Regions from separate parts of the Mus musculus genome. Here region 2 is linked to region 1. A link is a loop called in an ENCODE intact Hi-C map of the cell type or tissue named here. Cell type or tissue: gastrocnemius. All regions are shown on one strand.

Region 1 (5,000 bases):
GCGTGTTTGCATTATGGGAGGGCACATGTGCACAGGGGTGCACATATGTGCACATTCTTGTGGAGGCCCAGGTTGAAGTTGGGAGTCATCCTCCATCACATTCCACCTTGTTCCATTGAAGCAGTCTCTCAATCAGACCCAGGACTCATCAATATTCCATATCATTAGTCTAGCTAGCCAGCTTGCTCTGCACAGCCAGCCTCTACCCTCCAAGGCTGAAATTACAGACAGGTCATCAAGCCCACCTGGTACTTATGAGGATTCTGGGTCGCTGATCCTTGTGTTTGCATGGCATGGGTAAGCCACTGAAACATTGCTCCAGGCCTCAACTTTTTTATTTGTTTAGACAAAGCCCCACTGTGAAGATCAGGATGGTCTCCAGTTCCTAAGGTACTGAGATGAAACGATTGTACAATTATGCCTATCAGAAGATTGATCTCTTGGTTTTTAAAGACAAGGTCTCTCTGAATAGCACTGGCTACCCCTGTAATTTATTCTGTAGATGAGGCTGGCCTTGAACTCGGAGATCCACCAGAGTGCTGGGATTAAAGGTGTGCACCACCACACCTAGCATGTGGAACTCTTAATCCTTCTTTCTCTGCTTTCTCTGCCTCAGCCTCTCAAGTGCTGAGATTAAGATAATCACTACCAGCCGGGTGTGGTGGTGCACGCCTTTAATCCCAGCACTCCGGAGGCAGAGGCAGGCGGATTTCTGAATTCGAGGCCAACCTGGTCTACAGAGTGAGTTCTAGGACAGCCAGGGCTACACAGAAAACCCTGTCTTGAAAAACAAAAACAAAAAAAAAAAAAAAAAAAAAGATAATCACTACCACCTCATTTAAAGTGTACAATTCACTGACACTTAACTTACAAATAAAGCCTGGTACATAATAGGCATTCGCATGTGTCTTTTATTTGGTATTCAAGTATGCCATTTACTTGGTATATCTATGCATATTTGTTAAACATATATACCAGACACTGCTTTGTATGTTAGGATTTAATAATATAAAAGTCTTGTATCACAGTAGAACTGACTATAAAGAACTAAGTGCATTTAGCTACAGAGGAGAGAGGAAGGCAGTCTAGCAGTTTTCAAAGATACACATGGGGCAACTAAAAGCAAGTATGACTCTAATTGGGCAATGGGCTGTGACTGCAAGCCACAGTCCTTAACTCCTCACATGACTTTTTTGAGTAAGAACTGGGTGGAGGCAAGCTGGAAGCAACAGGAAGTCATGAGCTTTCACAAACCAAGGCCAAAAAAAAAAAATAAATAAAATAAAATAAAATAAAAAATAAACAAATAAACAGTCTATGGGAAAGGAAAAGCCCGAGGCAGAGCCCTCAAGTCTACAAGGCAGACAGGTCTGTTTACCAGTTACATGGGTTTTAAAAAAAGAAAGACAAAGTCAAACCAACATAAAAAGCCACCAAATTAGCACGTTTGAAAGGGAAAGCACATTTGTGACCAGGATTTATAAATAGGATGCCTGATATGGGAGTGAAGCTCTGAGGTGATGATAGAGTATTTGCTGTCAATATGACTCCAAAGTCTCTTTTTTTTTCCCCAGGAACCACTTTCCATTTGTTTACCCCTGTTTCCCCCCTGTATAAGCTATAAGGCACACACACACACACACACACACACACACACACACACACACACACCGTCTTGTAATTTATCCATTAGAAATAGGAAACCCTGGATGTAAAAAAAAAAAAAAAATCAATAAATAGTCCATGATATTATGATGCCCAGCATGCAGGAACACATCAGAAAAACAGGCGTAGTGGTACACACCTGTAATCCCAGGACTCAAGGAGGTGGAAGTAGAAATATAAAAACTCAAAGGCCGGCCTCTGCTTCACTGAGTGTTCAAAGACAGCATGGGGTGCATGGCATTCAGTCTTAAAAAAATAAATTAATTTATACTGGAAAGCTGACTCGACTCAGTGCTTACAAAGACCTGGGTAGGGTTTCCAGCACCCATATCAGGCACAGCTTGCCTGGAGCTCCACTTCTGCTGGGGTCCGCCATGTCTTGTCTCTGGAGGCATGAGACCACACACGCATACACGCACTCAAAGTTACAAATAATTTTAAAGAATTAAATAAAATTGCAGACGCAGGTTGATTCGGTCTCATCTCAAATTCAATTTGGCATGTGCTGGTAATTGAACCCAGGACCCTGGAACGCTGAAGAACCGCTCTGGGACTTAACTACATCCCACACCCGTTTTCCAGTTTGCAAAAGGGTTTGTGTCCGATTGCCTAGGCTGGTTCTAAATAGCAGTTCTCTTGGCTCAGGTTCCCTGCGGCTGGGGTCACCTCTCTCCGCGACCATGCCTGGCTCAGAAACTTTCTGACAAGTGCATTTGCCTCACCAGGCTGATTTCCTATAAAGTACTAATTTGTAATCTCTGGGTCCTTTAAGGGGATGCAGAACCTCTAGTAGAAAAGATTTAATTATGTCCTCCTCATAAGTAACAAGATCAAGTCCCTTCACAGTCCGGGGACACAAGCTTACTCCGTGGCCGGTCCACACACGCCAAAGGCAGCACTTCACAGAATGAGCAACCAGAGGCGCCTCCCGACCCGGAGATCGCAACACTCTCTGCCGGAGTACGAGGGGACCGAGTATAGACAGGTGAAGAATATTCCAGACCAGCCCAAAACTGGCTTCAGCTTTCCTAAGTGAACCCCGCCAGCCCCGGCAGCTGCTCCGCAACCACGGCTTACTTACCGCCGCTCAACTTCCGGCAACCACAGCCCCAGCCGCGCCGCGCGGCCCAATGACGTAATAACCCAGCCCACACAAACGCGGAAGCGCGGCGCGCATGCGCACTACAACAACAACGACAAAAAGGGTCCCCACAACCGCAATAACGGGGCGAAACTAAGGCTAACCTGTAAGCCTTTTGGGGCTTGTAAGGAAGATTACATTTTCCTGCGAGTGACTCTACAGTACTACGGAATTATTATCAAATTCCCAGGGTAGTACTAGAGTACAGGTGTTGAAACAAGGTTTATTTTTATTTTTTGCATTTTTAATTTTTTAAAAAGGTTATGTCCTCCTCATATTTACACTACATAGCCATGGCTGTTCTGGACCTGTATACATATACATCAGTCTAGTCTCGAACTAACAGAGATTGCTTACCTTTGCTTTGCCCCAGTGCTGGGATTAAAAGCTTGCCCAACCAAATATAACTCTGGAAAACCAAATAGAATCTAAAATATCCACCAAGCTACTGCAGCCAGCAACTTCAGTGACTATAAAATCACTTCTTAAGAACCTAATATGGGCCAGACGGTGTGGGATATGTCTTAAATTCCAGCATTTGGGCTGGGCGTGGTGGCACAAGATTTTAATCCCAGCCCTCAGGAGGCAGAGGCAGGCAGATTTCTGAGTTCAAGGCCAGCCTGGTCTACAAAGTGAGTTCCAGGACAGCCAGAGTTATACAGAGAAACCCTGTCTCGAAAAACAAAACAAAACAAAACAAAACAAAAAATCCAGCATTTGGGAGGCAGAGGTAGGTGGATCTGTGAGTAGTGAGTTCTGGGACAGCCAGGGCTACACTATCTCAAACAAAACAAACAAACAAATAAAACGAACAAAAAACTTACTACTGGGAAAACATTTTTTTTTTTGACAGGATAATGAACATAATGAAATGCTCTAGCCTGGGGAGTCTTGCACATGAGTGACTTCCTTAGCGACAAGAGTGTACTTGACTTGATTTAGTTCTATAGTCCAGGATGATCAGAGCTCAAGGCAAGCATCCTGATACCGCATCACCATTGCTGAGATGGCAGTCCACGGACACCTTTCCTGGCACACAGTGCCTTTGGAGTGCCTCTAGGGATTCATCATAATATCTTGGACTATTTATTGATTTTTTTTTACATTAAGGGTTTCCTATTTCTAATGGATAAATTACAAGGTGGTGTGTGTGTGTGTGTGTGTGTGTGTGTGTGTGTGTGTGTGTGTGTGCCTTATAGCTTATACGGGGGGGGGGGCAGAGTAAACAAATGGAAAGTGGTTCCTGGAAAAAAGAAAGAGAGACAGACAGAGAGAGAGAGAGACAGACACTTTGGAGTCAGAGTGACAGGAAATAATCTTAGACTCTGAAAAATAAGAAAAAAAACCCCACAAAATGAGCGTTAGGAAGAAGGCATGAAGTTGGGGAACAAGGAATAACTACTGGAATGGAAGACCACCCTGAACTACAGGTGGGTAAATGTCTCCAGGACCACAACTGGCTACCAATCACAGCTGATCAACAATTTTGCACCCAAGTCATCATCTTGCCCCAAACATCACAGAGAGCAAGATGGAAGGTGTGAATTCCTGCTTCTGATAAGTTTTCTCTGCTTAAGGAGTAACACACAAGACCAGAAAAAAAAAGGCAAATGGGAGCTAGTATAATACAAGAGGGCTGGACCATGCTGTGCTGGATGGACTGTTCCCTCTCCTGGCCAGCCTGTTCTCTGGTGGCTTCTTTGATGGGAGAAGCTAACCTTGGGACAAATGAAAATTTATCTATCCCCACACACTCTTCTCAATATTTTCAGTGGTATGCACAGAGTAGGCTACATTGAAGTGACACTGTGATCATTCTTTTTAGGATGGGGACTTGGAATGCTACATTGGCCTAAAGCTGTAGAACTAGATATCCTTACACTGAGGTTATGCACGGGACTCTGCAAGACCTAGAGCCTAGGTTCAAGATCCTAGGCTGAGCCTGAGGCTGGTCCTTTGTGATTACAGTGAATATTTTTGATTGGGCATGTGCATATCTACCTGGGGGAAACAAGGAACAAAGCACCAAGCAGTAAAAGGTGTAATGTAAGGAACTGTATTAGCTGAGACTTCTCAGGAAGGCACTGCCCTCCTACAAATGATTCCAGAGAACCCCAAGATGATTGTCTTCAATGTAAATGACTCAGAACTTCAGAATGTCAAGGGGTCGACTTGGAAAAACATTGTGTACTTT
Region 2 (5,000 bases), 280 kb before region 1:
TCTTCAACTTTGCATCCTAAAGAAGTCAGTCTTAAGTGGTTTTCCTTTATCATCAATGCAAGGGTATTGTTGTGGTTGTTTTTGTTGTGTTGGTTGTGGTGTCTGTGTGTGTGTATATGTGTGTGTATTTTGAGAGGTTTCTCTGTGTAGCCCTGGCTGTCCTGGAACTCACTATATAGATCAGGTTGGCCTCGAACTCAGAGATCAGCCTGCCTCTGCCTCCTGAGTGCTGGGATTAAAGGTATGTGTCACATGCCTGGCACAAGGTTTTAACTTAAAACTCTATGTAGCACTGTGGCTGTGGCTGACATTCTTGAGGCCCTGGTCCCATCCTGGGCACCACATGATTTCCGTCTTACAATGGCATTGTGGGTATTAAGATAGGTCAAGGGTGAAAGCGCCTTGGCCCATGCTGTGTCTTGGATGGTTGTTTGTACTCTGCTGAGGAATGTGTAGAGGATGTGAACATTCGGAGATGCCTGTAAGCCTGAGTTCTCACACATCCAGCTGTTCAGTTGATGAAGGACACCAGCTCATTTCCTAAAATCTTTTTTGGATTTTTTTTGCTTTTGTTGTTCACGCATCAGTTTAGACTGATTTTAATTGCATGAATGGTGATGGGGAACCGCCTTTAGACAGAAACCATTGTCTAAAAGTGGAACCACTGTGAAATTTAAAGAGAACAGTTGACTGGACTGGAGGCGGGGACCTGATAGCTCAGTGGGGGCTGTGTGTTCCCAGTCTTCCCAAACTTGATACAATGTTCCCTTCTCCGAAAGGCTCAAGTAGGAACATTTGATTCTAATAAGTATCTGAAAGTGCTATCAGGCCCCCGGCTTTTAAGCTGCTCGTGGGTTTGGCTGATGTAGACTAACTCAGTAGTCAGCTTTCTGGCAGGCAGAATGATTGAGTGGTTAGCCTGGGCTTGTGTCTGTGGTGACGGCGCCATCTCTGTTCCACCAGGAGGCTGAGCCATAACCAATATTTGTAGAGTACCTATTGTATGCTGTGGTGAGACTTATACTGACTACAGCTGGGCCTTGGTTTTCGTCTTTTCCACATGTAGTTTACTTTGGTCATCTGATACTAGTATGTGACATAATCTGTGACTAGCAAGAACACACACACACACACACACACACACACACACACACACACACACACATCCCATATAGACATTCACCTCTGCAGCTCTGAACGTTCATAGCTCCCTGTCAACTTTGTGTTTTAAGTCAGGTGCTTCCATCGTGGTCCTTTGAAGGTCTTGTTAATTGCTTAGAATTGTACTGCCTTTAGTTACTAAGCTTTAAAGACACTGCAGTTGGATGTGGTGGCCCACGGTTGTAGTCTTTTTTTTTTTCTTTCCATTTTTTATTAGGTATTTAGCTCATTTACATTTCCAATGCTATACCAAAAGTCCCCCATACCCACCCACCCCCACTCCCCTACCCACCCACTCCCCCTTTTTGGCCCTGGCGTTCCCCTGTTCTGGGGCATATAAAGTTTGTGTGTCCAATGGGCCTCTCTTTCCAGTGATGGCCGACTAGGCCATCTTTTGATACATATGCAGCTAGAGTCAAGAGCTCCGGGGTACTGGTTAGTTCATAATGTTGATCCACCTATAGGGTTGCAGATCCCTTTAGCTCCTTGGGTACTTTCTCTAGCTCCTCCATTGGGAGCCCTGTGATCCATCCATTAGCTGACTGTGGGGGTTGTAGTCTTGATATCAGCAATGCAGAGGCAGGTGAATCATGAGTTTAAGCCAACCTTGACTATAAAGCGAGACCCAGTCTTAAAAACAAAATCACCATCACCAACAAGATGCATAGGAGCTGAAGGGACAACAGAGTGGTTTGTAACACGTTCTGCTCTTACGGAGGATCCTAGTTCCGTTCCCAGCTGCCACATTGGGCAGCTCATCGCTGTCTGTAACTCTAGCTCCAGGGGTTCCAAGAACTCTTCTGGACTCTGTAGGTACCTGCGTCACATGCACAGCCTCCACTCTATACACATAATTAAAAATAAAAATAGCTCTTTAAAAAAAGGACATATATCTTCCCAGGGATTATTATCTTGCCTTTTCACTTTAAAGTGGAGAGCTTCCTCCTTCACCTTCATTGCATCAGGAAAACACCCCTCGTGGGTTGATGAGCATTGTGGAGAAATATGAAAACAGCCAGCCATTTAAAGCTGAGCGTGTCTGAGCAGGCATGGTGGCACACAGCTTTAATCCCTGCACTGGATGGGCAGAGGCAGGCGGATCTCTGTGAGTCTGAGGTCAGTCACATCTACATAGTGAGTTCCAGGACAGCCAGGGCTTTAAAGTGAGACCCCATCTTTGGGGGGGGGGGGGACACGGAAGCTGAGCATGTCTGCGTCTGACTTTGGGGGGAGTTTGTTCTTTCCGTTTACCACATAGGTCCCTGGGATTGAGCTTGGTGTCCCCTTGCCTACAAACCATCATATTTGATGTTGAGTCATGGAGGAGAAGTTGCTAAGCGTTTTGTGTGTACCCCTCCATCTGTAGGGGATTGCTTCAATCTTAAAATAAGTGACTGTAATGAAGTCTTGGGAAGGTGTGACAGAGCTGACAGTAGCCCAGAGAGGTCTTGGAACTTGTGGCAGTTCCTCTCCCTCGGATTCCGACTGCTAGAATTACAGGCTGGTGCCACTCTGCCAGGCTGCAGCAGAGTCACTTAGAGCAGGTCTTTTCCTTTCTTCCATGATGCTGATGAAGCTCAGCACTGCTCTGGATTTGAACTTGGAACATTTTTAAAGTTTCCATGATTGGTCACAACCTCCCAGATGAGTTTGGAAAACAGATTTTTAAAAAGTATTTTTTTTTTTTTGTACATTTTTTTTTTCCAATGTCTGTGTGTCATTGCATGCGGTACCCATGGAGGCCAGAAGAGGGAGTCAGGTTCCATGGAAATAGAGTTACAGGTGCTTATGAGTGCTGGGTACTGAACTCAAGTGTTCTGCAAAAGTGGCCAGTGCTCGGAACCACCTCTCCAGCCAGCTCCCCACTCCCCCGTTTGTGTGTGTGTGTGTGTGTGTTTGTGTGTGTGTGTGTGTGTGAGAGAGAGAGAGAGAGAGAGAGAGAGACAGAGACAGAGAGACAGAGAGACAGAGAGAGAGCGAGAGAGAGAGACAGACAGACACAGAGAGAGAGAGAGAGAGAGAGAGAGAGAGAGAGAGAGAGAGAGGGAGGGAGAGAGGGAGAGAGAGACCTGTAGGCCACTCACTTGTCCCCAGATCTGTTTACTCTTCTGAGGACGGATTTGCCTCTGGTGTCCTGTCCATCTGTACAGCTACAGAGTTTAGGAAGGAAGTTACATGTAACATTGACTTTGAAAATGTAAACACTCGGGCTGGAGAGATGGCTCAGCGGTTAAGAGCACTGATTGTTCTTCCAGAGGTCCTGAGTTCAAATCCCAGCAACCACATGGTGGCTCACAACCACCCATAATGAGACCTGAAGACAGCTACAATGTACTTACATATAATAAATAAATAAATAAAATCTTTAAAAAAAAAAAAAAAAAAAAAAAAAAAAGAAAATGTAAACACTCGCTGTGTCCCTGGACTTAATAAACCCATCTTACAAAGAAACAAAGAAACCTTGTACCAAACAGAGCACACCCCTGTGGAAGCCCTGGATTCCCAGCCCTTGCAACGAAGTCACGGAAAGTTAAATTCCCTGTACTTTGCTTCCACAGCAGATTTTCTTTTTTAAACTTTGTGCTTAGCCTCCCCCACAAACAAAACACCCACAAACTTGCTGGGGTTTACTTCCTCGGCCTCTGCCTCTGCCGGCCTCTGGCTCCGGGGAGGAAAGGCTCTCCTCACCCCCTGTGCCTCACTGCCCCCGCCTCTTTCTGCTTCCTGCTAATTCTGCAGCGCCTGGAGCCTGAGCCGAGGCTCCAGTGAGCATGCTCACAGCAGCCCTCTACCCCCTCCCAAAAGCAGAGGAAGCTGGTTTACATACGAGTCATACCAAGCATAGCCCGCATGTCAGTGCAGTCAGCTTGCAGCGGGCTGTGAGGGAGAGTGCCTTTGTCCTGAGAAATGTGCTTTGTGTTTTTCTTTTTTACTGCTTTCTTTTTAAACCCCCAAGACGGGCTCGAGAAGTCTTCTGAAATGATTTTTTAAAGCCGAATAGAAGACACAATCAGACACCTTCCACAAGCCCTTGACGGGTTTTGTTTGAGTCTGATTTTTGTGTGTGTGTGTGTGTGTGTATGATTTTTAAAAACCTTTTACATACTTTGTTTTGATCTCCTGAGGCTGGGCCTCTGTCTTCCTGAAGTTTTAGGAGAGCCTGGAGCTACTCAGCTAAGACTGAATTTTGAAACTTTCTCTTTGGGGGTGAAAGCAAAGAACTGTTTTTCTTTGCTAGCCGGACAGATAAATGCTGTTTATGAAGATGGACCTGTTGAACTACCAATACTTGGACAAGATGAACAACAATATCGGCGTTCTGTGCTATGAAGGTAGATGTTCTAGAATGTACTCTTTGCTTTTGTGATGGCCACTCCTCCTTTGGAGGGGGGCTTTGACTGGCTTATGAACATTTTCTTGTCTTTCTTGTGATGGTGGAGCGAGTGGAAAGAGAGTTGTGTACCATTTCAGGACAGTTCGCTTTTGCCCGGCAGGAGGGTGGCAGCCGGGGAGGGCTGGAGGAGACACGCTGTTAAAAGTTTACTTGTGATGTACTAGCAAGGTCTGACAAGATCGTTACATTATAAGTGATTTTTCTCTTTTGATTTTGTTGGCATTTTATGCATAAGTAGGAATTTACAGAAGTAAGGAGAAGTTAAACATGTGGGTGCTGGAGTAGAGGGGAGGGGCCTTGGGACTTATTTTTAAACGTATCACCGTGTACAGTGTTCGGTGTGGACCCTTGCTCTGAATTTCATGTGGTAGAGGAACAACAGCAGAAAGCCACAGTAAGTTGTTGTTTTCCTGAGCCATTGTCTCAGGCATCAAGGGGTTTTTTT

Evidence for each region. Hi-C counts contacts between places; a loop is a spot of excess contacts. Peaks named below come from ENCODE experiments on the same cell type or tissue, not always from the same donor. Only the 100,000 strongest peaks of a DNase experiment are listed, where the experiment ranks them.
Region 2: a loop joins it to region 1, with 7 times the contacts of the local background. A loop is called at or near these places in 2 of 42 quality-filtered maps.

What each region holds. Positions count from the first base shown.
Region 1 is chr6:114,640,897-114,645,896 of GRCm38, reverse strand. It overlaps Atg7 (autophagy related 7), which reads right to left and starts at 2,770. Exons shown (of 19, transcript NM_028835.5): 1 at 2,747-2,770. In gastrocnemius, no CTCF peak of the experiment used is centred here; DNase peaks (open chromatin) are centred at 2,319 and 2,792; H3K4me3 peaks cover 1,614 bases; H3K27ac peaks cover 1,535 bases.
Region 2 is chr6:114,920,810-114,925,809 of GRCm38, reverse strand. It overlaps Vgll4 (vestigial like family member 4), which reads left to right and starts at 3,989. Exons shown (of 5, transcript NM_177683.3): 1 at 3,989-4,493. The coding sequence starts at 4,412. In gastrocnemius, a CTCF peak has its summit at 2,887 (motif pointing right); a DNase peak (open chromatin) is centred at 3,912; H3K4me3 peaks cover 1,470 bases; H3K27ac peaks cover 1,819 bases.